Linked DNA regions of Homo sapiens: region 1 is linked to region 2. Evidence: chromatin loops called from intact Hi-C (ENCODE). Cell type or tissue: IMR-90. All regions are shown on one strand. Each heading gives the region's core, and the rest is flanking DNA. Links, peaks and the distances in the headings are about the cores only. Region 1 overlaps METTL14-DT (METTL14 divergent transcript). Region 2 overlaps SYNPO2 (synaptopodin 2).

Region 1 (15,587 bases), core at 4,558-12,557, 290 kb before region 2:
AGCCACTGCACCCAGCCAAACTTTAAAAAAAACCCCAAATAGTACTTTGAACTTCACCCGCAGGGAGTTATTCAAATTGGTTGTCAGCCAGTTATTTCAGGTTGTTGAGATCATTTGGCTCTTGATCTTATTAATCATCTTAGCCTTCCCTTTCAACAATTTGCCGACTTTGTGCAAATTTTATTAATATGTGATCTCTGTCTTTATCCATGGAGAGGCAGTATAGTATCATGAGGAATAATAGACTTTGGAGTAGGCAGAAATTAGGTTTGAATTACTAGCCACGAGGCTTTGGAAACATTACTTAAACTCTATAAGCTTCAACTTCTTTATCTATAAGGTAGGTATAAAACCTGAAAGTTTTGGCATGAGTTTAGTAAAACTGTCTGTGAAGCCCTTGTGGACTGCTTGGTCCATGTAGGCATTTGATAAATGGTGGCTTTATATAGAGGAGGGAAATGCAAGCTATCTCAAAAAGAAATCAGGGAAATAAGAATGCCATCTGAAATCTGTCATATGAGAATGAAAGGAGCATAGACAGGTTTTGAGTGTGGGGTGAGGAGTAGGGGAGGGGAGGAGATAAGTGAACTGCCCCTCAGACTTCCAGGGAGGAGAAAAATGATGTCACTGGGAACTGCAGTCATTTGAAAAGATAGCAATCAAGCATTTCTTTCAGAGCCCTGTTCATCTTTCAGTGGCTTTGCTTCTCCAGATGCTTTTGCTCCTTCAATTATCTCTGCCTTCTCCCACCTCCTCTCCAACCATCTCTTCCCTTCCTTAATTCACAATTTTTCTCCCTCTTTTCAAGGCATAGTGCTTTGATTTATGAATTAGTTCTATGTTTCTGTTTTCTAATTTATTAGTTTCTGCTTTCTTATTTATTTATTTTGAGATGGAGTGTCACTCTGTTGCCCCAGTTGGAGTGCAGTGGCATGATCTCGGCTCACTGCAACCTCTGCCTCCCAGGTTCAAGAGATTCTCCTGCCTCAGCCTCTCAAGTAGCTGGAATTACAGGAGTGCGCAACCAAGCCTGGCTAGTTTTTGTATTTGTAGGAGAGACAAGATTTCACCATGTTGGCCAGGCTGGTCTGGAACTCCTGACCTCAGGTGATCTGCCTGCCTCAGCCTCCCAAAGTGCTGGGATTACAGATGTGAGTCACCATGCCTAGCCTTCTTTCATATTTATTAATACATTATTTCCACTTTCCTAAGGATAGTTGTTGTTCAACCTTTACTAGCTTTTTTGTTGTTCATACTTAATACATTTATTTTTATTGTGCTATAGCTATTTCCCACATGTGATTTTTTTTTTTTTTTTTTTTTGAGATAGGATCTTGCTCTGTTGCTGAGGCTGGAGTGCAGTGATATGATCATGGCTTTCTGAAGCCCTGAACTCCTGAGGTTGGGTGATTCTCCCACCTTAGACTCCCAAGTAGATGGGATTACAAGAAGTACCACTATACCTGGCTATTTAAAATTTTTTTTTGGCGTGTGTGGAGATGGAGTCTCCCTATGTTGTCCAGGCTGGTTGTGAACTCCTGGCCTCAAGTGATCCTGCCACCTTGGCATCTCAAAATGCTGGGATTACACATGTGTAATATTTTTATTATCACTATTTTCCACATATTCTGGAAATTTTATTTGGATTTCTTTTTTTTTTTTTTTTTGACAGAGTCTTGCTGTGTCATCTAGGCTGGAGTGCAGTGGTGCAATCTCAGCTCACTGCAACCTCCACCTTCTGGGTTCAAGGAATTCTCCAGCCTCAGCCTCCTAAGTAGCTGGGATTACAGGCATGCGCCACCAGGCCCTGCTAATTTTTGTATTTTTAGTAGAGACAGGGTGTCGCCATGTTGACGAGGCTGGTCTTGAACTCCTGACCTCAAGTGACCTGCCCACCTTGGCCTCCCAAAGTACTGGAATTACAGGCATGAGCCACTGTACCCGGCCTGGATTTCTTTTTGACATAGAATTATTTAAGAGAAAGCTTTTAAATTTCCATGCTGTAATTTCTAGTTTTGTTGTGTCATAATCAGAGAATATAATCTGTAGCATTTCTACATTCTCTACTTTGCTTAGATGTTTTTGGGGTGGGGTGTGTAATATGTACTCAATTTTGTAAACATTTTATGGACATATAAATTTCAATGTTTACTTTTTCAGGCTATAGGCTTTGCTACATAATTTTTGTGTATTTTGTGGTCCTCATATAGATTTTTTAATTATCTTTTTGCTGTGATAGAGATTAGAAGGGTAAATTAATGTCTCATTTACCATCATTTTTCTTTCTGTATCTCTTTTCATTTCCTGATGCTTTGGCTTTATGAAATCTTTATGTATAAAAATTGTGCACACATATCTTTATGCACAGTGTTTTGGATTTTACCCTTCATAATGAGCTTTTTTCTCTCCTTTGAATTTGACCTGGCCTGGTGTTAACAGCCCAGGTGTAAAATTCCAGTGAGAAAGAAGTCTGATGAGGAGTCAGTAGGATCTTTTGGTTGCTGAGAACTGCTCAGTACCATGGACAGCTCCCTGCACTCCAGGAAACATCCTGATTCAGTGTCTTGAGTATTGTGAAGCACAGTTAGAGCGGAAACATGGAGAATCACCTTAAAATGGCAAATTGGCTTCTGGTCTTGCATAAGACTTCATTGAGGCCTAAGGGGCTATGCAGGTCTACTGTCCAAAGTACAGAGGTTATTCCTAGTGTCTTTAATACTACTGTCCCTTTAGGCAAGATTATCCTTATGATAAGGGAGACTGAATTAAGCTATTTTGGCTGAGGCATATTTTTATAAATTCATCCAATTAGCTTCCCTTGTTGTAGTTTTGGCTCACCAAACATTGTTCTGATTATAATTTAGCATCCCATATAATTTCATCTGCAGGGAGAGTCTGTACTAGGCATGACAATGCTTACATATCAGCCCATGTGACTGCAAGAGTCTCAGTATAATTTGATAACATGGCACTCAGATTCTAGACATTATTCTCTGTGTGCTTAGTGAGTGTGATGACATAACCTTCAGAAAGATTCATCCTTTCTCACATATTGATAAATCAACTTTTACATCTACAAAGTTGAAAGCCAGAAATTAAAACCTTATTAATTCACTAAGGCATCCCTATGATGGCAGTCTTCCAACTAGCTCCATTCTGGGGCACTCTGACATCATTGTACACTTTCCAATGAAAGCAGGGAGTGTATGTGATTAAAGGGAGAGCCCTGTGGCACTCCTGAAAAATCTCCCCTCCCAGTTCACATTGACTTATTAACCAACACTCATGATCATGTGAAACTCTAGAACTGGATCTGGATGCCTGGCAGGATGACATGGTGTGAGGCTCAAGCAGCACTGTGGGAATTCAAGCATCTGTTTATTTCTGAGAGAAAAAGTGTAAAGCAAAATAATATCTTTTAACAAACGTTTGTATTTGACTAAAAAGGAAGCAAGCACTTAATTTATGAATTTGCTAATTGCTCTTCTGAGCTGAGAATATCTGTGTTGAATATTAGTCATTATCCAGATTTGGCACAGAATAATCCCGAGGGTTAAATGACATTGTTCCTACAGTGGGCACCTGAAGACTGGCTATAAAAGCAATCCTGGCCAGGGGCGGTGGCTCACGCCTGTAATCCCAGCACTTTGGGAGGCCAAGGTGGGTGGATCACGAGGTCAGGAGTTTGAGACCAGCCTGGCCAACATAGTGAAACTTCATCTCTACTAAAAATACAAAAAAATTAGCTAGGCATGGTGGCAGACACCTGTAATCCCAGCTACTTGGGCGGCTGAGGCAGGAGAATCACTTGAACTTGGGAGGCAGAGGTTGCAGTGAATCGAGATTGCGCCAATGCACTCCAGCCCCGGCGACAGTGTGAGACTCTGTCCAAAAAAAAAAAAAAAAAAAAAAAAAGGAAAGAAAAAAAAAAGAAAAAAAGAAAAAGAAAAAAAAAGGAAAAATAAATAAGTAAGTAAATAAATAAATAAATAAATAAATAAATAAATAAAAGCAACCCTAACACTACTGAGGCTATTGACAGTGGCACTTTGCTCTTCTGTTAGGACCTTGGGAAATTTTTTTCCCCCTGAATACAGTATAATAAACTTGGTTCTTATTTCTCTGTCTCTCCCCCTCCTTTTCTCTTCCCTCCCCACCACCACATGCACACACACAAACAGACAGATTTGTTTATATTTGACTTTCTAAAAACCTGTTACTAGAAAGGCACATTAATACATTTCTCCTGTGCTGATAGTAATCAGGCAACTCTGGTTTCCATCAGAGGCAATTTCTTACGTATTAAATGCCAGAAAAAGGGCATCGCTCCATTTTTGTAGAGAGCCTTTCTTTATGAAGACTAATGACCACATTAGTTAGTCAGTCAGTCAATAATACTTACCAAATGTCAGTAGAGCAGAAGTGAACACCAACAGAAAATCACATTTTACAAATGCAATTTACTTGGTATCCTAACATGCCATGTCATAATAATTATTGAGGCTTTTCTTCTCTGCTGCATTGGTCTAATGAATGTGGCTAGAAAAATATGGGTGCGCATACATTTGACTAGGGGTATGCAGAGTAAACAAATAAATAACTTCAGCTAATAAAGTGCTATATAAAAATAAAAGAGTCATAATACAAAGTGATGAGAAAGATAAGCTACTTTACATATGGTGATGAGTGAAGGCTTCTTGGGGAGGTTGACATTTGAACTGAATCCTGAATGAGGAGAAGCTAGTCCTGCAGACATTGGGGAGGGGCCTGCATATACAAGGACCCAAAGTGAGAGGGAGCTGGTTGTTTGAGTTGGGTGAGAATATAAACAAACAGAAAGGAGTGTAGCTGTAGTTTAGTGCATCACAGTGAGATGGAGGGAGGTGGGAGTTAGTGCACCAGGGTGAGTCCAGATGGGGCAGGTTCTTGTAGACTGCGGTAGAGTTTGGATTTTATTTTAAGTGTGAATGGGAAACCTTTGGGAGATTTTAAGTTATGAGGTCACATGACATAAGGGAGACCAACTGAGTGAGAGATGATGGTGGTTTGAAGCTTGGTGATAGCTATAAAAATGGAGAAAGGTACACACATTTAGGTTATATCTTGGAGATGGTGCTGACAGGACCTGCCAATGGATTGGACATGGGAGGAGAGGGAATGAGAGAATGCACATATTTCCACACATAAAATGTTAACTATTATGTCATACCAAATGCATGATTCAAAAAGTAAAACCTAAACTTCATCAAAATTAAAACTCATTCCGTGAGGCTGGGCGTGGTGGCTCCCCCTGTAAACCCAGCACTTTGGGAGGCTGAGGTGGGCAGATCTCCTGAAGTCAGGAGTTTGAGACCAGCCTGGCCAACATGGTGAAACCCTGTCTCTTCTAAAAATACAAAAATTAGCCAGTTGTGGTGGTGGGAGCCTGTAATCCCAGCTACTCGGAAGGCTGAAGCAGGAGAATTACTTGAACCCGGGAAGTGGAGGTTGCAGTGAGCCAAGATCACACCACTGCACTCCAGCTTGGGTGACAGACTGAGACTCTGTTTCAAAAAAAAAGAAAAAAAAAACACATTTTGTGAAAGACTCTGTTAAGAGGGCAAAAAGGTAAGCTACGGACTGGGAGAAAATACTTGAAAACCACATATCCAACAAAGGACTAGTATATGGAATATATAAAAAATTTTCAAAACTCAACAGTATGAGAAAATCCAATTAGAACATGGACAAAAGACATGAAGACATATTTCATGCACACAGTAACACAGATGCCAAATAAACACATGAAATGATGCTCAACATCATTATTCATTGGGGAAATGCAAATTAAAACCACAAGCTATCAGTTTGGTAATGAATTCCTATAATTTTATATTGCTTTGGCATCCACTTTAAATATAAGCTGGGCTTTCTCACACCAGAGGCAGGACTCCGTCACCTTGGACACAGTTTTCGGTTTGGTGCTCCCTTCCCCCAGTTCCTCAATGTGGTGGATCCAGATATCTGCCTTATACAACTGCTCTCTGGTGACTACTTCACTAGGTGGTGGCTAGATGCAGGCTGCTTGACTGGCCCTGCTGATACTCACACACGGAACGAACTATTCAGACATGCCATAGTGACTACCTCTCTGTCAGTGTGCAAAAAAGAAATATGCAACTACCATGTAACCCAGTAATTGAACTTCAGTCATCTCTTCCAAAGAAATGAAGACTTGCATTAATACAAAAACCTGTACATGAATGTTTATAGTAGCTTTATTCATAACAGCAAAAACTGGAAACTATTAATATATGTCTTTCATTGAGCAAATAGTTAAACTATGGTACATACATACATACCTCAGTCAGTGTGGCCCCCTGGAACTCATGCCTGCTTGCTTTAAATCCACCAATTAAATTCCCTGCTGGAAACTTGTTTGGATAGCTCTCTGGACCCAATAAGGGTGCTGGCCCACAGGTCCCTTTCTCTCCCTGACCTCTGCGTATATGGCCACCAGGAGTGTCATGAGCCCTCAACCTGTAAGTAATAAAATCTTTATTTCCATCTTTGTCTCTCCTAATCATTGAAAGTGTGCTCTCTGTCTTAAAAATCCTAAATTGAAACAAACTTACATCTATTAAAACGAGTAAAATAGGCCAGGCACACGTCTGTAATCTCAGCACTTTGGGAGGCTGAGGCGGGAGGATGACTTGAGCCCAGGAGTTTGAGACCAGCTTCTCCAACATAGTAAAACCCCATCTCTGCAAAAAGAAAAAAGAGAAATCAGCCAGGCATGGTGGCAGATGCCTACAGTCCTGCTACTGGTGGCTGACGCCCCACCCTACTTCCAGCACTGAGGTGGGCAGTTCACTTCAGCCGGGAGGTCAGGCTTCAGTGAGCCTTGATTACACTACTGAATTCCAGCCTGGGCAACAGAGAAAGACCCTGTCTCAAAACAAACAAACAAAGTAAAATAAAAAAACAAAGACAATTAAGGCTAGAAAGGATGTAGAGAAACTAGGTCATTGATACGTTGCTGGTGAGAATATAAAATGATACAGATGCTCTGAAAAACAGTTTGGCAGTTTCTTTAAAAAAGAAATATGCAACTACCACGTAACCCAGTAATTGAACTTCAGTCATCTCTTCCAAAGAAATGAAGACTTGCATTAATACAAAAACCTGTACATGAATGTTTATAGTAGCTTTATTCATAACAGCAAAAACTGGAAACTATTAATATATGTCTTTCATTGAGCAAATAGTTAAACTATGGTACATACATACAATGGAATACTGTTCAGCAGTAAAAAAGGAATGAACTATTGATACATGCAACAACCTGGATGAATCTCCAGAGAATCATGCCGAGTGTAGAAAAGATAAGCCCTAAAATACATACTGTATTATTCCATTTCTACAGTATTCTTGAAATGATAAAATTACAAAAATAGAGAACAGATAAGTGGTTATGGGTAAAGGAGAGGGTGGCAGCAGGAGGGAAATGAGTGTGGCTATAAAAGGGCAACATGAGGGATGTTTGTGGTGATGGAAGTGATCTATCAATGCCAGTATCTTGGTTGTGATATTGGACTATAGTTTTGCAAGATATTATCACTGGGGAAACTGGATAAAGGCTACATGGGATCTTTCTGTGTTATTTCTTACGAGTGTATGAGAATCTATAATTATCTCAATATAAAAAATTTACCTTTTTAAAAAAGTTAACCATTTGACATGGTTCTAATACATATCTATATCTATATCTGTATCTATCTATCTATCTCTCTATCAATCAAATAACATCTTTCACTTAAATGCACCACAGAATTTGTTGTGGAAGTTTTGGCTAGGGCACAAGGTGAGTAAATGCAGTATTCGCAAGTGAGGATTGAGACCACCTGGTTGCAGGACTTATAGAAGAAGTAGAGCATAACTAGCTGTAAGGCTTTAAATTACATTATCCACTTTGAAAGTCTAAACTGGTTAAGCATTAGAGCTGGAGGAGAAAATTTTTGGAAATTATTGTTAGGCTGTGATACCACCCCTCTCCTCAAGAGGAGGGGGTAGCAGGCAGTCCCTTTTCACCATAATTCAAGGGAGGAAGCTTAAAGAGACCACTAGAAGAACTTAAGGTCTTGGAGACATCGATGTGTTGACCTCTCATTTGGAAAATCCAAAGAGCTAGAGTTGGTTAGTTCCTCAGGGGGTAGAGACAAAAAGGGGTAATGTGAATGTTTAGAGGAGCCATTTTGTAATAGGATTTTTGGTTTTCCTTAATTCCAGCAGTAAAATAAATATTACTTCCAGGTTTGCTGGGGACAAACTATGTGGTTTTCCCATGAACCAAATGTGGACCACTCACTTAAAGCCAGCATGAATCTTGTTAGGTTATGCTCAAAAGGATGGCCCATAAGGGTAAACAGTCCCTAGAGAAAGAATCCAGGTAAATAAAGGTCCAGAAGAAACAGAGATGCCTTAATCCTTGTCATGGGAACCCACAGGTTGGGTAATGTGGATCTTGGAAGAACCCATGAAAATGTTAATGAGAAAAAGAGTTAATTTTAAATATCTGTCAAGTCCAGAAAGTTTCAATGCTAGATCATGAAGAAAGTATCAGTTTAGTTTGAGCATTTCCCTTAAGCTGCTTCCATTAAATCTTCTCCTTCCCCACACTCCAAACCTGGGAAGCACTGTAGGCCTGGTGAAACCAAAGTTGGCGCATAACCATGGGGAAAGAAGGGAGCAGCAGAGATGTGTCCTCTTGTCTCTACCTCCCAGACTGCTGGTATCATGCCTGCAACTGGCCTGGAAGTGCGGCAGGAGAGAGAAGCCTTAATTCTGTAGCCAGAATTAAATTTTAACCTCATATTTTGGTTATTAAACTGAGACTAAAGGCTAAATAATCAAATAACTATTTCTAATATTTAGGAATGAACACAAAATGCATAGAAGACTGCTTAAGTTTACATTCAGGGGAAGAGGAAGAACCAAATCCATAGAAAGGGCAGTAGAAGAAAAATAATTTTTCTTAATTTTACACTATGAGTCCTACTTGTTCAATATTCTGAATAAAAAGGTTCTCTTCCTATATATCTTAGCAAAATTTTTCCAGATTATACGCTAGCATATATATGTGTGCACACATGTGTATACATACATACATTATGTGTTTCCCACCATAGTATGAATACAATATCTGTTTCCAGCAGCTGTGAATGTAGACTTAGATACGGATGTGGTAGAAGTGCTCCTTCATAGTACAATTTCCAGTTTTCCTGAATACAGTACTACCAATGTGAAACTATATTTTTGCTTGAGATAAGTATTGCCATACACAAGGTTCAGACTTCAGAGAAACAGCAAAACAGTTGGAAGGTTAAGTTGGAATCCAGTTCATATCCAGGATGAGAAGATATCCAATTTATTTCTTTTCAGTAAAGCTTTTCGAGTTTCTGTGGCCACTAGGTGAAGCTGTTTTTCTCTGCTAAATTTCACCAGAATCAACATGTTTTGGCTTATTGTACATTTGACCCATAAATGGATGGGAGAAAAAAACAGTAGATGTAATTCAAATCAGAGGGAATTCTAAATAATCAATGTCTGACCGGTGAATACTAATTCTGCATCACTCATAAGTTATTTGATATAAATGCCCAGAGGAGAATGCTGGGAAGCCCACAATGAACAGCAATTCCAGTGATTACTTTTGGATGCACTCATTCATAATCTGAAACAGATTTAGTGTGTTTGCCATAATTAGTTTTATTATCTTTCTCCTGAGCATATGTACAAAGATTCTCTTTCATATTCACTCAAAACTTAATTCTTTGAGGTAAAAATTATGGTATTTGTATTGGCTATAATAATGTGACATACTTCTAAAGAATGTATACAACTAAATCCATTTTTATGGTCATCTAGTATAAAGTAAAAAAAAATTTTAGTAATTTTCTAATTTATAATAACATATTTTTAATGGCACAAAGTTTACCATTTACAAACAGTAGTTTGTAAATTTTTAGACCAGATCTTTTATTGTTCTGGGTTATAAAATGATATAAATATTTAAAATCCCAAACATATCATTAATAAAAATAAGTAGGACTTAATGATATTATATTTTCAGTGTCTTTGAATGCAAGCTCTATTTTTGATTCATCATAGAATGCACTTCCTTTTTCTGATTGTTTTTACCATTTCAAACTTAACTTAGGGAGAAAATACTCAACTTCAGGGAAAGAATTAAGTTGTAAAAACAAACAAACTAAAAACACAGTGTTAAAGTATTCAGACAGTTTGAATAAGCTACATCACAGAATTTCATATTCTTTAAACACCACAAAGTTAATGCCAAGAAGTATTTGCCTGATAAACAATTTCATTTCTTATGTAAGTATGGTAACTTATTAGAGAGATCCCTACAAGCAACTTATACATACAGCTATTTCACTTACCTTGACAAGTTTTTAACTAGCCATTTTCTGTAATGCATAGAGATACAGTGACCTGCTAAAGAAAATAAATTACAAAAGAGATAAATTACAAATTACAAATAAATTACCTTTTTTTCTTTTCTTTTTTTTTTTTTTTTTTTTTTTTTTTTTTTTGAGACGGAGTTTTGCTCTTTTGGCCAGGCTGGAATGAGTGCAGTGGCACAATTTCAGCTCACTGCAACCTCCACCTCCTGGGTTCAAGCAATTCTCCTGCCTCAGTCTCCCGAGTAGCTGGGATAACAGGTACACGCCACCATCCCCAGCTAACTTTTGTATTTTTAGTAGAGATGGGGTTTTGCCATGTTGGCCAGGCTGGTCTCGAACTCCTGACCTCAGGTGATCCACCTGCCTCGGCCTCCCAAAGTACTGGGATTACAGGTGTAAGCCACCATGCCTGGCCTACTTTCATTTTAAAGGTATATTTCATTTTACTAAATTTTTTATCCCACAAATATTTAAGATAGGTGCATTATTAATATTTTTTTAGATAGGAATAAATTTACAGGGAATGTTTCAGTAATTTTATATAAATAATAAAACTTTTATTGAAAGTAGTATTTTATATGCATTTCCTTCCTAGTTATAGGTATTTTTAAAGCCTATTACTTTTCTGTCTTTAAAAATGTCGTAAACTTTTTTTTTTTTTTACAAACTTGTAATGCTATGTAGCATGAATTAAAAAAATTCAGGATAGGCCAGGTGCAGTGGCTCATACCTGTAATCCCAGCACTTTAGGAGACCAAGGCAGGAGGATCGCTTGAGGCCAGGGAGTTTGAGATCATCCTGCATCACATAGTGAGACCCCTGTCTCTAGAAAAAATAAAATAAAAAATTAGCTGGGTGTGGTGATGTGCACCTGTTGTCCTAGCTACTTGGGAGGCTGAAGTGAGAGGATTACTTGAGCCCAGGAGTTTGAGATTATAGTGAGCTGTGATCACACCACTGTACTCCAGCCTGGGCAGCAGAGCAAGAGATTCTTTTTGAGGAAAAAAAAAAAGAAGAAAGAAAAGGAAAGAAAAAAAGAAAAAGAAAGAGAGAGACACAGAAAGAAAGAAATAGAGAGAAAGAGAGAGAGAAAGAAAGGAAGAAAGAAAGAAAAAGAAAGAGAGAGAAAGAGGAAAGGAAAGAAGGAAAGAAAGAAGAGGAGGAGGAGGAAGAAGAAAGAAGGAGGAGGAGGAAGAAATTCAGGGATGAGTCCACTTGTTGGACCTTGTGGTAGTCACCTCTGAAACTGTTATTTTGGTCTCAGAAATAAAGTAGAATTGGGATCAATGACATTTATACATTGCCCAAACCATGTCTTTCTTTCTTGTCTCATTCCTTTTTCTATAAATCAATTTAGAAAAAAATCTTCTCCACACTGTCTTTTGGTTTGTCCTTTACTTTTTTGGTCTTTCAGTCTATTAATGACACAATTTGTGACTACCTGTCTTTCTCCTCTTCAGATTGCTTTCCTTTATGCTATACAATGCTATGTTCTTATTTTCTAAGTTTTTTGTAGTTGTCATGAGAAATTACCTTGATGCAATGGTGACCTACAAGTACACTACAAGGCAAGCTATCCCGGAAGTCACAAAACAGGCTCAAAGATCAAATTAAGATGTTTGAATCGCATAGTTTATTAAATCACTTTAAAGCACATAATCTGAAGCAAGAGGAAAGCGATGGGGTAACTTTCACACTTAGGATAGGGTTCAAGTGGGAAGGACCACACGAGGTGAATCCTGAGTTATGCTACATTCATACATCCTGTGTCTCTCTCCATCTGCGGCATCAGCCTTCTTCACTGATGGTCAGATTGAAGTTTGAGCCAGGTCAACAGACAGAAGGTGCTTGGGGCCAATGATACACACTTGCTCTATTAAAGAGAGACAGTGACAAGTACGCCTGGCCACAGCCATAACTTGTCAATCAGCCTGCAAAAAGCTATGGGTACTATAAGGATTTCTTAGGTAGAGCACATGTGGGCCCAGAGTAGGACCATAAGTGGCTGGTATAAGTGGCTGGTTCTTTCCATCCCTTTCCATCTATAAATAATATAGTAATATAGTAAATATATTTAATATAGTAAATATAATAAATACAATAATACAGTAATATGGTAAATATAATAATATAGTACATATATCAGTCTATATTTAGTATATTATGAATTCTACCTATGTCTCACAAGCTACTCGCTTACTCATTATCTGTGCTTAGCACATCCTATGGGATTAATCCACCTCATTCTGTGCTCTACTACAGAACTGAACTTTCTCAATTAATAGAGCAAACTCATGTTACACTAATCAACCTTTAAATATTTTCTCATGTATGCAGTTAAATGTATTGACATTACTTGTAACATTTTTGTATTATCTTATTCTATTTACCTTGTCATTTCTCACTTTCCTTACAGTTTTTGTCATTTTGAAGAAACCAACAGGGATGTTTGGTGCAAATTCCCAAAATAATTCAATCCAATTCAATTCTCCACATTTCCATTTGACATTGATATACAGGCTGTGAAATATACCTCTTCTTACTTTACGTTCCAGAAAATCAAGCCTTTAAAATTATTTTTACATGGCTGGGTGCGGTGGCTCACACCTATAATCCCAGCACTTTGGGAGGCTGAGGCGGGCAGATCACCTGAGGTCAGGAGTTTGAGACCAGCCTAGCCAACGTGGTGAAACCCCATCTCTACTAAAAATATAAAAATTAGCCAGGCGTGGTGGCTGGTGCCTGTAATTCCAGCTACTTGGGAGGCTGAGGCAGGAGAATTGCTTGAACCTGGGAGGCGGAGGTTGCAGTGAGCCGATATCGTGCCATTGCACTCCAGCCTGGGCGACAACAGCGAAACTCCGTCTCAAAATAAATAAATAAATAAAATAAAATTATTTCTATGTAATCGCAGTATCCTTTAAAAATGTATTGACAAGTGATGAGAAAACAATCTTCATTTCTGTTTCTTATGTAGTTCGTTAATTTGACATATGAGGCTTGATAAACATTTTCTTGTGCCACACATGCACTAGACCTCAGCAGTTGTCCTGTTGAGCACAATAAATTCATGAACTGGGGAGTCTTCTGCATTTAATGACTATAAATAAAGCTCCAAGGATGATGTAAAATGCTAGGGGCTGTCTTCCAATTTCTACCCAACATAGGTACTCACAGTTTTTCCAACAAAGCTCAGAAAAGTTAGCGAGTTATCCTCAACCAACAGGTTCATCAATAAGCATCTACTGAGTGTCCATTCTTCACAAGGCACTGGAAGAAAACAGAACTTATCACCGGATTCTGACACTCATTTTATCTTATGTGTATGCCTGATAAAAACTTTCTGCTTACAAAATGTATTTTTAGAAAAGTCACTTTGGAGCCCATCTCTTCATTGTAGGAGAATTTTCTCTTACTCAATTATAAATTTACAACAAGTACAAGAAAAAAAGCCATGTTTAGGAAAAAAGACAAAACCTTAATGTGCTTATAAGATTGGGTAGATAAAGGAGAATAGAGCAGGCTGAGTGTTTTAGGCCATTCTTGCATTGTTATAAGGAATAATATATAAAGAGAAGAGGTTTAACTGGCTTATGTTCTTCAGGCTGTACAGGAAGCATGATTTTGGCATCTGCTTGGCTTCTGGGGAAGCCTCAGGAAGCGTACAACCATGGCAAAGGCAAAGAGTGAGCAGGCATGTCACATAGCCAGAGGAGGAGCAAGAGAGACAGAGAGTGGGGCAAGGGGAGGTGCCACACACTTTTAAACCACATGATCTCAAATGAACTCAGATAGAGAGTTCTTATTACCAAGGGAATGGCCCAAGCCATTCATGAGGGATCTGCTCCCATGATCCAAACACCTACCACCAGGCCCTACCTCCAACATTGGGGATTACAATTCAACATGAGATTTGGTGGGGACATACATTTAAACTCTATTAGTGAGGTAGCAAATTATTGTATAAAATGCTAAGTGGTTTAGGAATTTATCCCCTTGAACCCAGACATATGCTATCTAATATGGTAGCTACTAGCCAAATACAACTTATTACATTTAATTAATTACAATTAAAGATTCAGTAATCTTTATTTTAAAATAATAATACACTAGCCACATTTTAAGTGTTCTGTAGACACATATGGCCGGTGGCTACCATATTGATTAGTATAGAAATAAATGTTAGTAGGACATTTCTATTATTACAGAAAGTTTTATTGGATAGTGCTGTCCTAGATATTGAGGAAATATAAAAAAATTTTGAGCACAGTTTAAAATGATAAAATTACAATTTTCCACAAATATCTAGGAAAAATTGGATAGACTGGAAAAAGATAAGACAATTAGGATACGAATCAGAATACATGTCATCCACAGGTTGTGGTTATAGAAATGAAGAATGGTATGTGTCAGTGGTGCAACCAGAAGCAGAACTACAGTCACAGAGCAGATATGGAGGCTGAAGGAGAGGTGGAATGCTTCTTGTTTAGGAAAATGGGTGGATATTGACCCTATTTTCTGAAATAGGAAATGCCAGAGGAGTGAAATTGATTTTTTTTAGTGGATGATAAATTTAGGTTTTATTCATGTTGTTTGAGATTGTCTTAGTCCAGTTGTGCTGCTGTAATAAAATACCACAGACTGGGTAATTTATGGAGAACAGAAACGTATTTCTAACAGTTTTGGAGTCTGGGAAGTCCAGGATCAAGTTGCCAGCAGGTTTGTTGTCTGGTGAAGGTCCAGTTTCTGCTTTCAAGATGGCATCTTGAATGCTGCAACCTCCAGAGGGGAGGAATGCTATTCTACATGGTAGAGGGTAGAAGGGCAGAAGAGGAACTCTCTCTGCCAAACCCTTTTTATAAGAGTACCTAATCCCATTCATGAGGGCAGAGCCGGTTATAACTCAATCACCTTCCATACACCACACCTCCCAATATTGTTGTATTGGGGATTAAGTTTCAAAATGAATTTTTGGAGGAGACAAAAACCTACTGCCAGCCTCCACCTCCAAACTGGGGATTGCAATTCAACGTAAGATTGGGCGGGGACTTATATTCGAACTGTATCAGTGAGGCAGCAAAGTATTGTATAAAATGCTAAGTGGTTTAGGTATTTATACTCTCG
Region 2 (15,587 bases), core at 3,488-11,487:
AATAGAAGATAACTAAGTATTCCTAAAATGTTTGGTGCCAAGAGTGATGCAATGTATCACCAGGAAGGCAGGTTTTTTGTTTTTTATTTTTTCTAGCCCTTGTCCATTTTCAGTATATGGCTCTTTAGTGGGTGTTACCTCCATTTAAATCTTGTCTCTACTGACAGAATGAGGCTTTGGGATGTTCAGCCCATCTTGTTGGTCAGAAAGATAAAATTTTTATCTTTGAACTTATTGTTCTGAAGACACACATAAGAGCAATCACCCTGTGTTCGCTTTTGCTCCCTTTCATCAGGTAGTAGATGGCTGGTAACTGATGGTTCATGTGGTTAGACTTTGAAGCATCCGCACAGCAGCAATGGATGAATTCCTGAGAGCAGATGAGCTCACTGAGGGACTGCTTTTTGAAAAGGAGCTGTCAAAGGAAATAGAGAAAAATGATTAGAAAAGTAATAGGAAAACAAGATGAAACTAAGTCTCTGTAGCCCCAGGGTGATAGAAAATAGCCAATTTATAAAGGAAGTCTTGTTAATGCATCTTTGACATACTATGCTTTTTTACTAGAGGCAGATGTGCCTTTCATTAATCAGTGAATAGCTAAAAATGTTCCTGCAAAGCAAAATATAAACCTAGCGATAACGGGTACCTACAGAGAAGGCAAAGTTGGGAGCACATGGAATAATATAATAATAATTAAAGTATTCAGTTCTTACTTTCTAAAAACATTAACCCTGCTAGGACATTTTCCTAATTATAAAGGGTTTTAGAATAGTCCTAAAATCCCTAATTTTTCTAACATTTTTATTAGGAGAACTTTGACTATTTTTAATAGCTCCAAAGTGTTGGAAATAGAGATCATTTTTGTCCCCTTTCATCATGTGTTGAGTGATTGAGAAATCAGCTAGGGAGATTGGCAAAATCAAGAACTGGGAAAAGCTTCCATCTGCCCCAATCTGATCCAGTCCTGCTTCCATGTTTGGAAATGGTTCCTTGAGCTTATCCACATTTTGTTGGCAGCTCATATTTTTGGAGAATGACAAGTGCTTTTCTCCTTACCACCCATTAGCCATAATCTTGGCCTTGGGGAATGCAAACTGTCTGTAATGTTCAGAATCTGAGGGCAAGTAAGCTGAAGACCAGGTGGAATTGTGGGTGCAGCCATGATATAAGAACTATACTGCAGCCACACACAGAGCTTGCCTGGTGGTGGTATATTTTGTCCCATAATATGAAGACAGAAGGGAAGGAGAGGTCATTTTTCAAAGTAATATAGAGAATAAGAGTTAAACATATCTGAGAGTGAACTCAATTTGTATTGCATTTAATTCCAAGAAAAAGGCACTTCTATAACACCTTTGGTGAGAGTAAATTTTTGTGCCCAAAGTCAGATACTTTCCACAAGGCACCCTAGGCAAGTGTCTATCTTATTAGATCATTACAGTGAGTATACAGACCAGTAGTCTCTGTCCCACTGAAATGTGTTTTCATCTAGGAAAAATAAACTTTTATCATATTTGTAATTTCAAAGGTGGGTTAATTTAATAGCACATTCATACAGGCCACCAGACTAAGAAATAATTTTACCTGACTTACTGATCTGTATTATTAGTAATTAATTGCTACTTCAATGCTGAATAAATCTGAAATAATAAGGAAAGCTTATGATGTTTAGACTTTTTATGTATTTAGACTGGACTGAAAAACTTATTTTTAAGTCTTGCATCTTTAACTTTTTTTAGAAGTTGGAGTCTTGTGATGTTGCCCAGGCTGGCCTGGAACTCCTTGGCCTTCCAAGTAGCTGAGTCTACAGGTGTGTGCCACCGTGTCCAGCTCACATCTTTACATTTTTTTAAAAAAATCAGATTTTATTATACTTGTTTATTTTACCAGTTGATCAAATTCTCAGGGAAATGAGGATAAACTGATTTTTAAAAATTAGTTTTAGTACATGCTGTTATGATTTATTTCCATAGTCTATAAAACTTTAATTACAGAGGTACAATCTCAGATCCTCTGACCAAACAACTTGCATTAAGCTTTTTGCATAAAGGCCTAGGAGACTTGTTACTCATATTTAACCATTGCCTCTAGGCAAACTCATAGTAGCATGGAGGCCACAGCTGTCCTGGATACAGTCTGTCCTCGAAATGCAATCAATCAATCAATCAACCTTCTAATCAAATACTGGCCAGGTGATGCATGGCTCTCACTGAGATGGGATTGCATCCTATTAGGACGTACATGGGTTTTGCATGAGGGGGACCACCCGTCAAGATTATCCACCAGGCTTTTCACTCCATTTAACCTAATTCTAGCATATGGAGCAGGTGCCAAGGAAGTTTTGGGGGATAAAGATAAATAATAGATTTTTCAAAATAAGAGATGTGGCTGTGTGTGGTGGCTCATGCCTGCAATCCCAGCACTTTGGGAGGTTGAGGCGGGCAGATTACTTGAGCTTAGGAGTTTGAGACCAGCCTGGGCAACAGGCAAAACCCTGTCTCTACAAAACACACACAACACACACACACACACACACACACACACACACACACACACACACTAGCCAGGTGTGGTAGTTTGTGCCTGTGGTCCCAGCTACTTGGGAGGCTGAGGTGGGAGGATTGCTTAAGCCTGGGAGGTAGAGGCTGCAGTGAGCTGAGATTGCACCACTGCACTCCAGCCTGGGTGACAGAGTGAGAGCCTGTCTCAAAAGTAAATTAAAAAAAAAAACAATTAAAAACTGAGAGATATGGAAAAAATGTTATCTGAGAAAACCATCAGGTTTTATTTATTAGGGTGACATACTATTTCTCTCTCCCTCTCACTCTGCCTCTCTACTTCCACCTGTATCTCCATCTTTCTCTCTCTTCTTCCCTCCCACTCTTTGATTTGATTTTTTTTCTCATTAATCTTAGGTGGTTTCCAAGGAAGAAAGTTTACGGTAAAGCCATTCATTTATTTATTCAATAAATAGTAACTACTGTCTGTTAGACATTGTGCTGGAGATGTAGATGTTCTTACAAACAAGAAAACCCCTGCTATCAAGAAACTCAGTCCAAAGGACTGAAAAAAAGACAAGAAAATTAACCTTTATGTGGAATACATAGTGTGTCCCAGGTGTTAGCTGGGACCTCCTGGCTCGTTGAGATCTGACTGGAATCAGCACAAAGCTTCCATTTCATGTCCTTTCGAAGCCCAAAGGCTGCTCCCAAGATTTCTGTTGCATTCACAGTCAGCTCTGCCCTGACTTCCTGCTTTCTAATGTACTGTGCATCTTGTAGCTGTTCCTTTATCTCTGTCTTGGCATAAACTCAAGCTTGGGAAACAACTCTTTCTCATCTATTCTCCCTCCCCTACACCACACACAAAGCAATCATAAAAACCAAGCTGATAATATATTGCAAAAACTTGAACTGAGAGTTTTTGGGTCATGGGAGAGCACAGCAATAAACTTCAAATGACAGAGGGCACATTCCTGTTATGAGTCCATTTGCCAGCACCCCCCCACCCCAACCAGGGCCTTCTCACTGTCTGCTTTACCCCACACAGCAGCCATATGCCTGCCAATCTTCTCATCCATCTCCCGGTTCTACTCCTCACATCATCCCTCCTGCACTGCATTCTACCCTCCTTCAAGCTCCAGCTCCAGGATGCTCTTGCTGTCTGTTGTACAGAGTAATTCTGTTCTTTTCATGCATCCCCCAAATTCAAATCCAGGCCCACTTTTTTCATACCTAAATCCATCTTGGTGCTTGGGCAAGGAGACTTTTATGTTCCAGGATCTACTGTCTAGCCTCCATAGAAGGCAATTATGGTTACACAGTATTGTTTTTTCTCCTTCTTTACTTGCACTATGATTCATTTATTCAGTCATTTGACAATATTTACTGGATGTCTGCTATGTATCAGGCACTATTATCGGTGCTGGAAATAAAACCGTGTACAAGATGGCACAGGTCCTGTCCTCATGGATTTACATTCTGGGAAGTACGTACAAGATGATATCAAAAAGTAGAGGGGGCTGGGTATGGTGGCTCACATCTGTAATCTCAGCACTTTGGGAGGCTGAGACGGGAGGATCACTTGAGCCCAGGAGTTCAAGACCCGACTGGGCAAAATATGAGGCCCTGTCACTACAAGATTTTTTTTAAAAAAAATTAGCTGGATGGAGACTGAGGTGGGAGGATTGCTTGAGCCCAGGAGGTTGAAGTTGCTGTGAGCCATAATTGCACCACTGCACTCCAGCCTGGGTGACACGGTGAGACCCTGTCTAAATAAATAAATAAGCCCATACCTCATTCTGGGATGGGAGACTATTGTGGATTATGGAAAGCTAAGTCTGATAGGACAACCAGGATTAATCTAGGTGGATCGGAGGGACTCACGGGCAAAAGTTGGCAGCAAAATTCTCAACCATTCATTTGAGTGGATAGAAAGAAACGGGAAATAGAAAAAGTGGTTTATTTGAGAAGGCATTCATCATCGCTCCCTCTGGCTCCTATACCTCAATGCTCAAGCAATACCTTTAAAGCAGAATTGAGGTATGAGCTCTCTAGGGAGAAAGAAAAGGCAGTCTGCCTCCCCATTTTAGCTTCTGGGTAGAGACGATAGATAGAATAGGCTTGTTTGAGTTGGTTTGTCTTTCCCAGAAACCCTGGAGCACAGCTCCCCCACTTACCCTTGTAAACCCCAAGGGAGGACTTCTTCTATATAATCTTGCCTGAAGAAGGAAAGCTAGGGTATGGCAGAAGGTTTGGTCAAGATCCTAAATTGCTGTGGGATTTAGGATTGGACCCCAGGGCTGCTGCTAGTTCATATGAAGCATTTATAAAAATTTAAATTATATAGCTATGTATCATATATATAACATATATATACACACACATACTTCTGGGATGATATAACCCAAAGCTACTGTTTTACAGGGCTTGGCAAGTGAAAGACCCCCCTCCCCTAGTTCCTCCTGTATTGGGTATTACCTGAACAAATGGTGGCCTAGTTTGTCCCAGATTGTATAGATTTTACTAATGTAGGTTGAACAGATTGATGAAGTTTTTAAAGTATCTGAATCTACTCATGTACTTGAAGAGCAGGTCAGCAGGTCCTTCCTTACAAAGCTCTGAATGATTAGTTAATAACATGGTAGTTTTTAAGGAACTGTACCTCACAGTAAGTACATCTTTTTCCTCTTTATCCAGTTACTTAAAATGACAGTAATAATAGTTAACCATTATTGAGCATAATGGATATGTTCCAGACAGGCACTAAATAGTTTACAAAGATTAATTCTATGAATTCTTATAACAACCTTATAACACAGGAGTGTACTATTATTCCCTTCTAATATTTCAGAAAACAAAGGTTTCAGTGGTTGAACTCAGCTACTGAGTTAATTTCAAGCCCATTTTAGCTCCCACTCTATACTGCCCATTTTCTTTTTTCTCTCCCACCCTCTTCTTTCTTTCCTCTACCTCTGTCTCCCTATAGGAAATAAAAGTCTGCGGAGGAACCACGTAAATATGATTTTCGTCGAGCCACCTGATAACTCTACAATTGACCTTTTAGCTCTGACATTCCCTGAGACTGAGTTTTCCAACAAACAACTTCTCTTTGTTGTTTGGGTTATGCTTAAGAGCCAGCGTTCTGAAAATCCTGGCTTCAGGTTTCCAAACTAGCAGGTTGTGCTCAGAGCCTAATCCTTGCTGGATGGTAGCACATTTCATCACACAAAAACCACAGCTCCTCTTGGTCCTTGGCCTGATGCTCTGCAGCTTCTTTGGCCAACTCAACTAAAAGTGCAGTGGGGAAGCCCCATTCATGGTAATTTCCAGAGAACCATTTGCCTCACTTGGGGAAACGGGTATAGCACAATCCCTGATAGTTTCTGGACAAAAAGGTTCCATGTTTTCCCCTATGCTTTTGGCATGTCTTGGATGATTCCCTTTGGTATGAGTCATCTCCTTAAGAAATCATAAGATATACAGCATTTAACTAAAGTTTGTAACACCAGATTCTCTCCAGAAGGTGTTTTCCTTGATTTGGCTTTTTAATTCTTCTTGATTTGAAAAATCTTTATACCAAAAAAAAAAAAAAAAGTCAACTTAAAACATGGACCTATCCATGCAACTTTAAACTTTATTAGAGAATGTCATATAATGAAGACATACAGCTATTCTATAAAATGTCTAACTATGGTGAAAAAATATGTGACATTCAATGTATTAACTTTCAAATAACATAGCTTAGTGCTCTTGGTTATTGGTTTCCAAAGACTTGCTGAGCATTTCCTTGTTTGGCCTTGGAAGAATTTGCTCTGGGATTTCAGCCTGGCCCTTGACTTGCTGAAAAACCACAAGATGTAGAACAAAGAGAGCAGGCTGAGAAGCCAGTTAGTGAAAATGAAAGCAAGAGGTCCTGGCCTGAGGCTTAGTGTGTGTTCTTGAAAGAAGGAAGTTGCTGCAGGGTCAGGAGAATGTCACTGGAGGCCCTTGCACTTGCTAATGCCAATCAGACCTCATGGGCTCCAGGCAAATCAACAAAGTCTGGAGACGAAATGTTTGAATGTAACTGTTACAGCAATGTCCTGGCTCCACAGAGATGTCTTTTCTCCCAGAGGTTACTGTTTCACCATTAACCATTTAACCATTTTCTCAGCCACTCCTGAGCTCCAGTCCACTCTCCCAACTCAGTAGGAAAAGTGAGTGACAGATTTTCTAAATTAGAGCCCAGACTTCGAAAGGTCACAGCTAAGAAAGCACCCATAGGCATTTGCCTTGCCATTTAGTAAAATTTCTGACCATGATACAGTGATGGGGCAATCTAAGAAGGAAAGGGGACTGGATTTGTGTGGGTTTGCAGAGGTTAAAAGAGCAGTGTCTTCTGGGAGTCCCTGGTGGAGGAGTGATGGGTCTTTTTTCTTTTTAAAGAACTTTAAGTATATACTGACTTGCAATGGGTAGAGCAATTTTTAAAATTTCAAATGAATGGCATAACTCCCTTGTGGAGGCCTCTCTTTTCAAAGTTAAAAACAAATTTTTGCAGAAGCAAGCTCAGACTGATTTTTGAGCCCTCCTGCATTTTCCAGGTGGAAATTCCTTGGCCTTTGAACCCTGACTAAAACGTCAGAGATTATAAATCTAACTGCTAAGTATTATGAAATATAGCGTGGCAAAACAAAAACGAAAACAAAACAGAACGAGAAAATCCACAGAACGAGAGGAGTGAGGAGACCACTGTCTTAGCCTCTATGTAGTTGAGCAAGTCCAGGAGTCTTTCCAGGTCAGTTAAAAGGAGGGACACGAATCATTAGTTAACCTCAAGGGGCCCTTGCAGCTCCTAAATTGTATACTCACATAAACACAACACTCTGTCTCTGGTGGGTTACCACTGTTTTATGATATCCTACACTGTACAGCTAAGTTTTGGACCAAGTTTACAAGGTAGTGTTACTCCCTAAAACATTTTTCTGATATATTAAATTGAACTCTAAGTCCCAGAAATGCTACATAGAAATTACATTGCACTTTGTAAAAGTTGTATATGGCTCCAAAACTGCATTAGAGACTAAAAATATATTTCCAAACTCTTACATGCATGGTGTTCGTTTAAAATGGAAAATGTATTTGTAAAAAAGTACGTTTCTCTCCCGATGGTAATACTGGGTTTATATTATCCATTACCAGTGCTTTCACTGCCCTCTGCTGCTCTGAGGAGGTGTGGAGCGCCAGTCTTTTATATCCCATTGGAGAAGGCCAACTTTTCATTTATGGTCATGATTATTAATGTTCACTGGCATATTCCAAGTGTAATACTATCTGACTTGGAAAATCCCAACAATGAGGTAGCCAATGGCCTGAAACCAAAGAAGCACTGTGTTCCTGTGAACCAGGACTTTCTAAAGTCTTCTGGGGTTTTATTAAGTTCTGGGCGTTCTTTCTATAAGGTCACTAATATATGAAAATAGCTGTTATTTTGGAAGTTGATTACAAGGTTTTTTTTTTTTTTGGTAAAATATCAGTTATTGTTTAAAACATGAAAAATTAGTAGAAATGCCAACAAAAATGATTTGAGATGAGAACCTGGCCTCTTTAAAAAGTAGACTGAAGTGTAATAGAATTTCATTATGGGAATGTTCTATTGTTTGCATTTAACTATTAGATGATTAGCATAAGGAAAATATTGAGCACTTTCATTGTTTCAATTATATTTTTCTATTATTAATTAACAGCATTAGGTAAAATTTCTGTTCATTGTCTAGGACTTCTGTTTAATAATGATAGCAAAAATTAATAATCGACATATATGAGCCTTCTTGGAAATGTACTTGTAATTTGTACTCACTTTCCACCTAGCAAAAGCTTTATCTGAAAGCTGTTTTATTCCTGAATTATAAATTATCAACAGATTTCATTCTCTTAACAATTATCTGTCAAATGCCTACCATGTACCAGACATAAGCATGTAGATGAATAAACTACACTTCTACCCTAAGGTGCTCACATTTTATTCAGAACAAAATATAGATAAATAAATGTTTTATTGAGAAATTTCCAAAGGTCTTGCTATCATATGTGCCAATCAAGAGCCCCAGAAGTTTGATTGTTTCTGATCAAGATCTATGACACAGTCACTAGTGAATAACTCTGTCCCTTAGTACTCTTTAATATTCACTAAATAAAACAATAAGTTTGTATCCCTCCAATTTTTTTACTATATACCCTGTAATAACTTGATACCTCCCTTGGATAAGATGCATGAATGCTTTTACCTTAACCACCCCACATATTATTTACAAATTTGTCTGTATATGATAGAAAGATAAATATACTTCCCATAGCAGATAACCTCATTTCATTATTATAAAGGGACTGTAGTAGAAAACTGGTCTTGCTATATCCAATTACTGCCAAAATAGAGAAAGCTACAAACACTCTAGAACCAAGGTGGGTGGATTTGGCCTATGACCACATAGGCTTTCTAAAGGTTCCCTTCATCTCAGAAGCATTTGCACATGCAGAGAAGAAGTCCTTAGAAGAGGACTAGAACACGGTGGGTGCTTTATAACTCCTTGTCAATAAATGAATGAATAAAGTAATCAATCAAAAAGATCACTTTAGTTTTTCTCAGAGAAATGTCAACATGAGTTCCAGAGGACACAGAATCTTTTCATTTGTTTTGACCCCCAATGATACTTTGTCTCCTTAGACAGGCTTGTTGTTAGACCAACACTCTCTGGGGTGGCAAAAAGCTGGGGTCACTTTGGGACTGAGCACATTCTGGTGCTAGTGAAAGGTCCCGTGAGCACCTTCGCTCCTTCTCTCCCTCCGTGTTAAAATGCAATATGTTATTCTTTGACATGAAGATGAATATATGTTATATTTGATTTCTGAGATTTGCTCAGTGTCTTAAGTTAGCTGTTTTGGCTAATGTTTAGTAAATTACTCTAAACAATAAGCAGATAATTATTATGTGTCTTTTAAACTGAAAACAAAGCGAACCCATGACTCTTAAGAACAAGGAGCCAGAATCCATGGATGGTTATGTTATGCCAGTGTTTTCAAGACAGCAGAGGACTGGGCAACTATCTCAAAGGTCCCAAATGTTGAAGGCTTAGAGTAGCTCTCCTACATCCCACCATCCTTTTAGGCTTTAACTTGAAATGATCAGTTTTACTCACAATGAAGATGCACTGGACAATGTGACTTAGACCTGAGGCTAGAATGGCGCTTCCATATCTTTTAGGAATTAATGTTTATTACATTAAAGCCAATGGGTCTCCAGTGAAAGGGCAACCTGACTTATTCATTCATAGACAGCAAAGCTGGCCTGGAGAACAAAAGCTAGCTGGGCCTGCTAGGGCAGGGTTTGCCTACTTTCTGGGTCCTGAAGCACAAGTGAGCGCATCATCTGTGAACACAGTGGTCTGAGGCAGTAAGAGAAAGACCTGGCCAGCTTTTCCTTTTCAATGCAGTAACCATGGTCTCTGAAAAATAATGGCTCAATGACTCAGTCTCTCTTTAATCAAATTAGCTACTCTTCCCATGCCGAGAAGTGACAGGAGAGATCCAGAAGTGTTATGTTCTCCCATCCATGAGAGGGGTGGACATTCCCTCTTTTGAGAAAGTGTAAGAAGGAAAATAATGGTTTCTTCAACATCACATAATTCTACAGGGATAGACCTCATAGTGTGGTCCCAGTGAGCGTCATAGTACTCTACAGTGGTCTTGAACAGCTTCGTAGGCTTACATGTAGAACTCTATTTAATCTCCACAGAAATTCTATGTAGGAGTTATCCTAACTTCTGACGAGAACTTCCTCAGAACATAAAAGAAAGAGAGGAGACAGAATAATATTTAACTATACTTATAAAAACAATTCTGAGGCCGAGTGCAGAGGCTCATGCATGCCTGTACACTTTGGGAGACAGAGGTGGGAGGATCACTTGAGCCCAGGAGTTTGAGACCAACCTGGGCAGCATGGGGAGACCCTGTCTCTACAAAAAAAGAAAGAAAAAATAGCCGGGTGTAGTGGTGCGTGCCTGTAGTCCCAGCTACTTAGGAAGCTGAGGTGGAAGGATGGCTTCAGTCCAGGAGGTGGAAGCTGCAGTGAACTGTGATTATGCCACTGCATTCCAGCCTGGCTGACAAAGGGAGACCCTGTCTCAAAAAAAAAGAAAAGGGAATTCTGAGATTTCAAGCAGAATCTGATTCCCTTACATTTCCCCAAATAGGAAAATAAAACACTTTTTATGTATTTTTTTCTTTTCCTCCAAGCCCTTCAAACTGTAAGGGCAGTTTGTCTAAACTAACTCAGAAGGGAAACGAGCAAATTTGTCTCTTAGGTGCTAGCTTTGTTTTTTCTCCATCACTTCTAGCATTGTCCTCTTAGGATTGTTGTCAGGTTTACAGAGTCAGCAAGGGTGAAACTGTTTTGCCCACTGCCTACAATTTTAAGTTATACATCTCTAAGTTTAAATCTAGTTCTGTGACCTTGGGCAAGCTACAAAAATCTCCTCAAAGTTCAGTTTACTTTTCATCACATAGTGAGTGCTTAATAATTTCAGTGTCTTTCATTTGAAAATTGGAAACAAATTAGATATTACAGGATCAGAAATACATATTTTGTAAGCTGGCTATCCCCGCTTGCTCACCTGCTTTTTCTCCCCATTCACACCACTTTTTCACACCAATGGTCCCCACTTATTATAACTCAACTTATGATGTTTCAACTTTACAATGGGCTTATACATGCATTAAATGCATTTTTGACTTATGGTATTTTTTGATTTATGATGGGTTTTGTGGGACATAGTCCCATTGTAAGTTGAGGAGCATCTGTAGAGTGAAAAACGTTTGAATTTTTGAGTAAGTCAGAATTATAGAATTAGTAATTCTATATTATTATGTGAATTCTGTTAATTATTATATGAATTCCATCAATTATAGAATTATTAATTCAAGGATTCTATTATACTATTATTAAAATTATAGTACCTCAAATATAAGACTTTCTCAGCATTTTAAAAAGTAGTTTTATTATACATATATACGTATAATGATTCTAGTAAGGCACACACTTGCACTAAGTGTGTGCACACAGAGGTCAGCTTCCTTTCACGGTGGTGCTGATTTTTAAGAGAAAGCCACAGCATAGCACGTATGATATGATACTGGCAGTTTTCGTTTCTGTGATGAGTGAGGATGAATTAATCCCTGTGCATGTCAGGTTTGGCTAACCACCATAAAAATTTCCCTTCACCAAATGTAAATATGTATCTTGCCAAGTACTTTCCACTTACTTTTTAAGCTTCATGTTTTTATTGGAAATTTAACCCATGCGTGTTGAGTTATTTACTGAACTCGGAATACTGTTGGGCAAATGCCAGTTCATAGCCAAAAAATTCCCTCCCCACAAAAGAACCCACCATAAATAGCCACATTTTTTTCTTCTTTCCTTTCATTTTCCTAACCACAATTTTGGATATTAATTAGTATCAGAACTAAAAGAAGCCTAGTTTGGTCCTGAAGTTACATAAAAGCTATATAGGCTACACCAATCAGTAGCCACTGGACATAAAACCTAAACAAACCCCACTGAAATAAGCAATCTAACATCACTCAGAACATAGTTTAACACAAGTAAATTCTTCATTGACCTGTTTTAAGATTCTTCTTTCTTCACAAAAGCAGGAGTCAGGTATTATTGTTCCCATTATACAGCTGAGGACGCTGACTTAAATCATCAACCTGCTTATCTTGGTCATATGATTTTAATTTTTGAAAAGAGAGTTGAGAATGAGAGTTAAACATAGCTAAATATTAAACCTGGACAATAATTATGTTTGAGCTAAGAAAAGAGGCATTTCTACAACACCTTTAGTGGGAGAGTAAATTTTAGTGCTCAAAGGGAATCAGCCGTAGCAAGTGGCATCTGTAGCATTTCTCAGTGGGATGAGATAGAAAATCTCACACAGGTATTGTATCTCAGGCCTTAGAGATTCCATACCTAGTTGTAGTGGTGGCTCTTTTTAGAGCCAAGTTATATAACAGGCTTTCTTGTTTGTGAATATACAGTCCATCCTTGACTCTCTTGCCCATCCTTGGCCACTGGCCCAGCAGAGGCCTAGACCCAGAATATTGTGGAAAACTGGATTTCTTGCCAGATTAGGTTTGACTTCCCTCACAGTTCACTTGTCCACACCTATGACTTCTCCCACATCTATCCCTAATTGATATGTTCAGCCTTGATTTTTCATTTGTCTTCTAGTCTTAATTCAACAATTTGATTGATTTTAACACATCCCTTTGCTTGGATACTTGCTAGCAATGTTCTCACATACAATCAATGTTAATACTGAAAATTTTGAAAAGAGAGCTGGGATTTTAGGGTTTCTTTCCCCAGATTTTGATTCTTTCCCTATGTTTCTTTCTTCTACCAACAGCATCACCATTATTAGGACTTTAGATTCATCCTTGACTTCTGCTTCTCTACATACCCTATCTCTCACTAAGGTGCAGTTTGCTTCAAATGTTGTCTCTTACCTCCTTCCTGGGGTTATTACAGATAACTCTAATCCAGGCTCTCATCACGTTGTTTTTGCAGAACTTTAATGGTTTCCTTGTTTCTCTATCTTCAGTCATCTCCTGTCTAGTCCATCCTACACACTGACTAATCTCCCTAGAGTGCTTACAAACCAATAATAATTTCTCATCACTACTGGATGAGAGCCAAGTGTTACATTCTGGCATTCAAAACTCTTTTCAATATGGTTCTACCCCAGTAATCCAACCTTACTTTCAATAACCTGTCACACACACCTTGCACCCACGTGAGGCCACCCTCTGCACCTCCAGGAGTACACCAGACTCTTTCCCACCACTGTTCTGTCATACTTATCTTATGGGCCACATATCGCTCAGTCATTGGGCTAAAGGAGCTAGACAAAGACCAGCACACAGAGTAACAAATAATTTGGGTGACAGATCCCAAAATCTATGTAGTACTACTGCTAGAAGGAAGACTAATCAACAAGTAGAATAGAGTTTGGGCACCTATGGCAACAGAAAATTTGGGGTTGTCTGGGCAAGAAGTTCCTTTCAGAAAAAGCCAAGCTTTAAGAGTGGGAATAGGCTGGCATATGAATGACAAACAGAGATGAAGGATCCAATACAACCATTATGAGGAACTTAAGGATACACACAGACAGGACTTGGGATATCTACTAACAAGTGGTAGCAGAGTCCAAGCAATCAGGCGAAATTCAAGAGCAGGACTTTCACCCCCAGGAAGGAGGAGGAGGTGCAAGGGGAAATTCCTGTCATAGAAGAGCTGGGTTACCACACAATTTATTAAGGGCACAATTAAGTCACAAAGAGTAAGACACACAGGGATATAGTTACAGGATTAGTTCCCTAGCACAAGGCAGAAGCCTAATCATCAAAACTTGGACTCTGGATCAGAGCCAACCAGCATTAAGTGACCCAGTCTCATACCCCAAAAAACACAGGGCTAAGAATATGTGCTCCACAGCCTGAGAGGGAATCTACCATAGTAAATGCCTTTGAACTTGAATTTCATTCTCCTGCCACTAGCTGTATGATCAGACACAAGTCCCATAACTTTTGTGAGCCTTACTTTCCTCAAAGTCAGGAGAAAAATAAATATTTTACAGATTTGTTGCAAAAATATAAAAGTGCCGGCTATGGAGACTGCCATTTATTAATAGACTCCCTGTCCCCTACCAGAGCTTTTGAAATCTTTCTTGCCCAATAACTGGATTGACTCTAGTGACTTTGTGTCCAGAATTGGTGGGTTCTTGGTCTCACTGACTTCAAGAATGAAGCCGCGGACTCTCGCGGTGAGTGTTACAGCTCTTAAGTTGGCACGTCTGGAGTCTGTCCCTTCTGATGTTCAGATGTGTTCGGAGTTTTTTCCTTCTGGTGGGTTCGTGGTCTCGCTGGCTCAGGAGTGAAGCTGCAGACCTTTGCAGTGAGTGTTACAGCTCTTAAGGCAGCGCGTCTGGAGTTATTCATTCCTCCCGCTGGGCTCGTGGTCTCAAGAGTGAAGCTGCAGATCTTCGCGGTGAGTGTTACAGCTCATAAAAGCAGCGTGGACCCAAAGAGTGAGCAGTAGCAAGATTTATTGCAAAGTGCAAAAGAACAAAGCTTCCACACTGTGGAAGGGGACCCTAGCGGGTTGCCAATGCTGGCTAGGGCAGCCTGCTTTTATTCTCTTATCTGGCCCCACCCACAACCTGCTGATTGGTAGAGCCGAGTGGCCTGTTTTGTCAGGGCGCTGATTGGTGCATTTACAATCCCTGAGCTAGATACAAAGGTTCTCCACGTCCCCATCAGATTAGTTAGATACAGAGTTTCCACACACAGGTTCTCCAAGGCCCCACCAGAGCAGCTAGATACAGAGTGTCGATTGGTGCATTCACAAACCTTGAGCTAAACACAGGGTGCTGACTGGTGTGTTTACAAACCTTGAGCTAGATACAGAATGCCGATTGGTGTATTTACAATACTTGAGCTAGACATAAAGGTTCTCCACGTCCTCACCAGAGCAGCTAGATACAGAGTGTCGATTGGTGCACTCACAAACCTTGAGCTAAACACAGGGTGCTGATTGGTGTATTTACAATCCCTGAGCTAGATAATAAAGACTCTCCACGTCCCCACCAGACTCAGGAACCCAGCTGGCTTCACCTAGAGGATCCCGCACCGGGGCTGCAGCTGGAGCTGCCTGCCAGTCCGGCGCCGTGCGCTCGCATTCCTCAGCCCTTGGGTGGTCGATGGGACTGGGCGCCGTGGAGCAGGGGGTGGTGCTCGTCAGGGAGGCTCGGGCCGCACAGGAGCCCATGGAGGGGGTGGGAGGCTCAGGCATGGCGGGCTGCAGGTCCCAAGGCCTGCCCCGTGGGAAGGCAGCTAAGGCCCGGGGAGAAATCGAGCGCAGCGCCGGTGGGCCAGCACTGCTGGGGGACTCAGTACACCCTCTGCAGCCACTGGCCTGGGTGCTAAGTCCCCCATTGCCCGAGGCCGCAGGGCTGGCCAGCTGCTCCGAGTGCGGGGCCTGCCAACCCCACGCCC

The links. A loop is a pair of places that touch in the nucleus more often than their neighbours do. Peaks named below come from ENCODE experiments on the same cell type or tissue, not always from the same donor. Only the 100,000 strongest peaks of a DNase experiment are listed, where the experiment ranks them.
Region 1: a loop joins it to region 2, with 4 times the contacts of the local background. A loop is called at or near these places in 7 of 110 quality-filtered maps.

The regions. Positions count from the first base shown.
Region 1 is chr4:118,666,851-118,682,437 of GRCh38, forward strand. It overlaps METTL14-DT (METTL14 divergent transcript), which reads right to left. Exons shown (of 7, transcript NR_125930.1): 3 at 13,639-13,733; 4 at 11,194-11,288; 5 at 10,440-10,494; 6 at 6,649-6,743. LOC124900768 (a long non-coding RNA gene) reads left to right here. Exons shown (of 3, transcript XR_007058248.1): 3 at 12,880-12,955. Among named protein-coding and RNA genes, the nearest start is that of METTL14-DT, 11 kb to the right of the region's middle. In IMR-90, for the core only: a CTCF peak has its summit at 9,466 (motif pointing right); no DNase peak of the experiment used is centred there.
Region 2 is chr4:118,961,782-118,977,368 of GRCh38, forward strand. All of the region lies in intron 1 of SYNPO2 (synaptopodin 2), which reads left to right. It overlaps SYNPO2-AS1 (SYNPO2 antisense RNA 1), which reads right to left. Exons shown (of 3, transcript XR_939120.3): 3 at 101-415. Among named protein-coding and RNA genes, the nearest start is that of SYNPO2-AS1, 15 kb to the right of the region's middle. RefSeq lists an enhancer at 6,286-6,335. In IMR-90, for the core only: a CTCF peak has its summit at 7,707 (motif pointing left); DNase peaks (open chromatin) are centred at 5,920, 6,360 and 7,740; H3K27ac peaks cover 1,815 bases.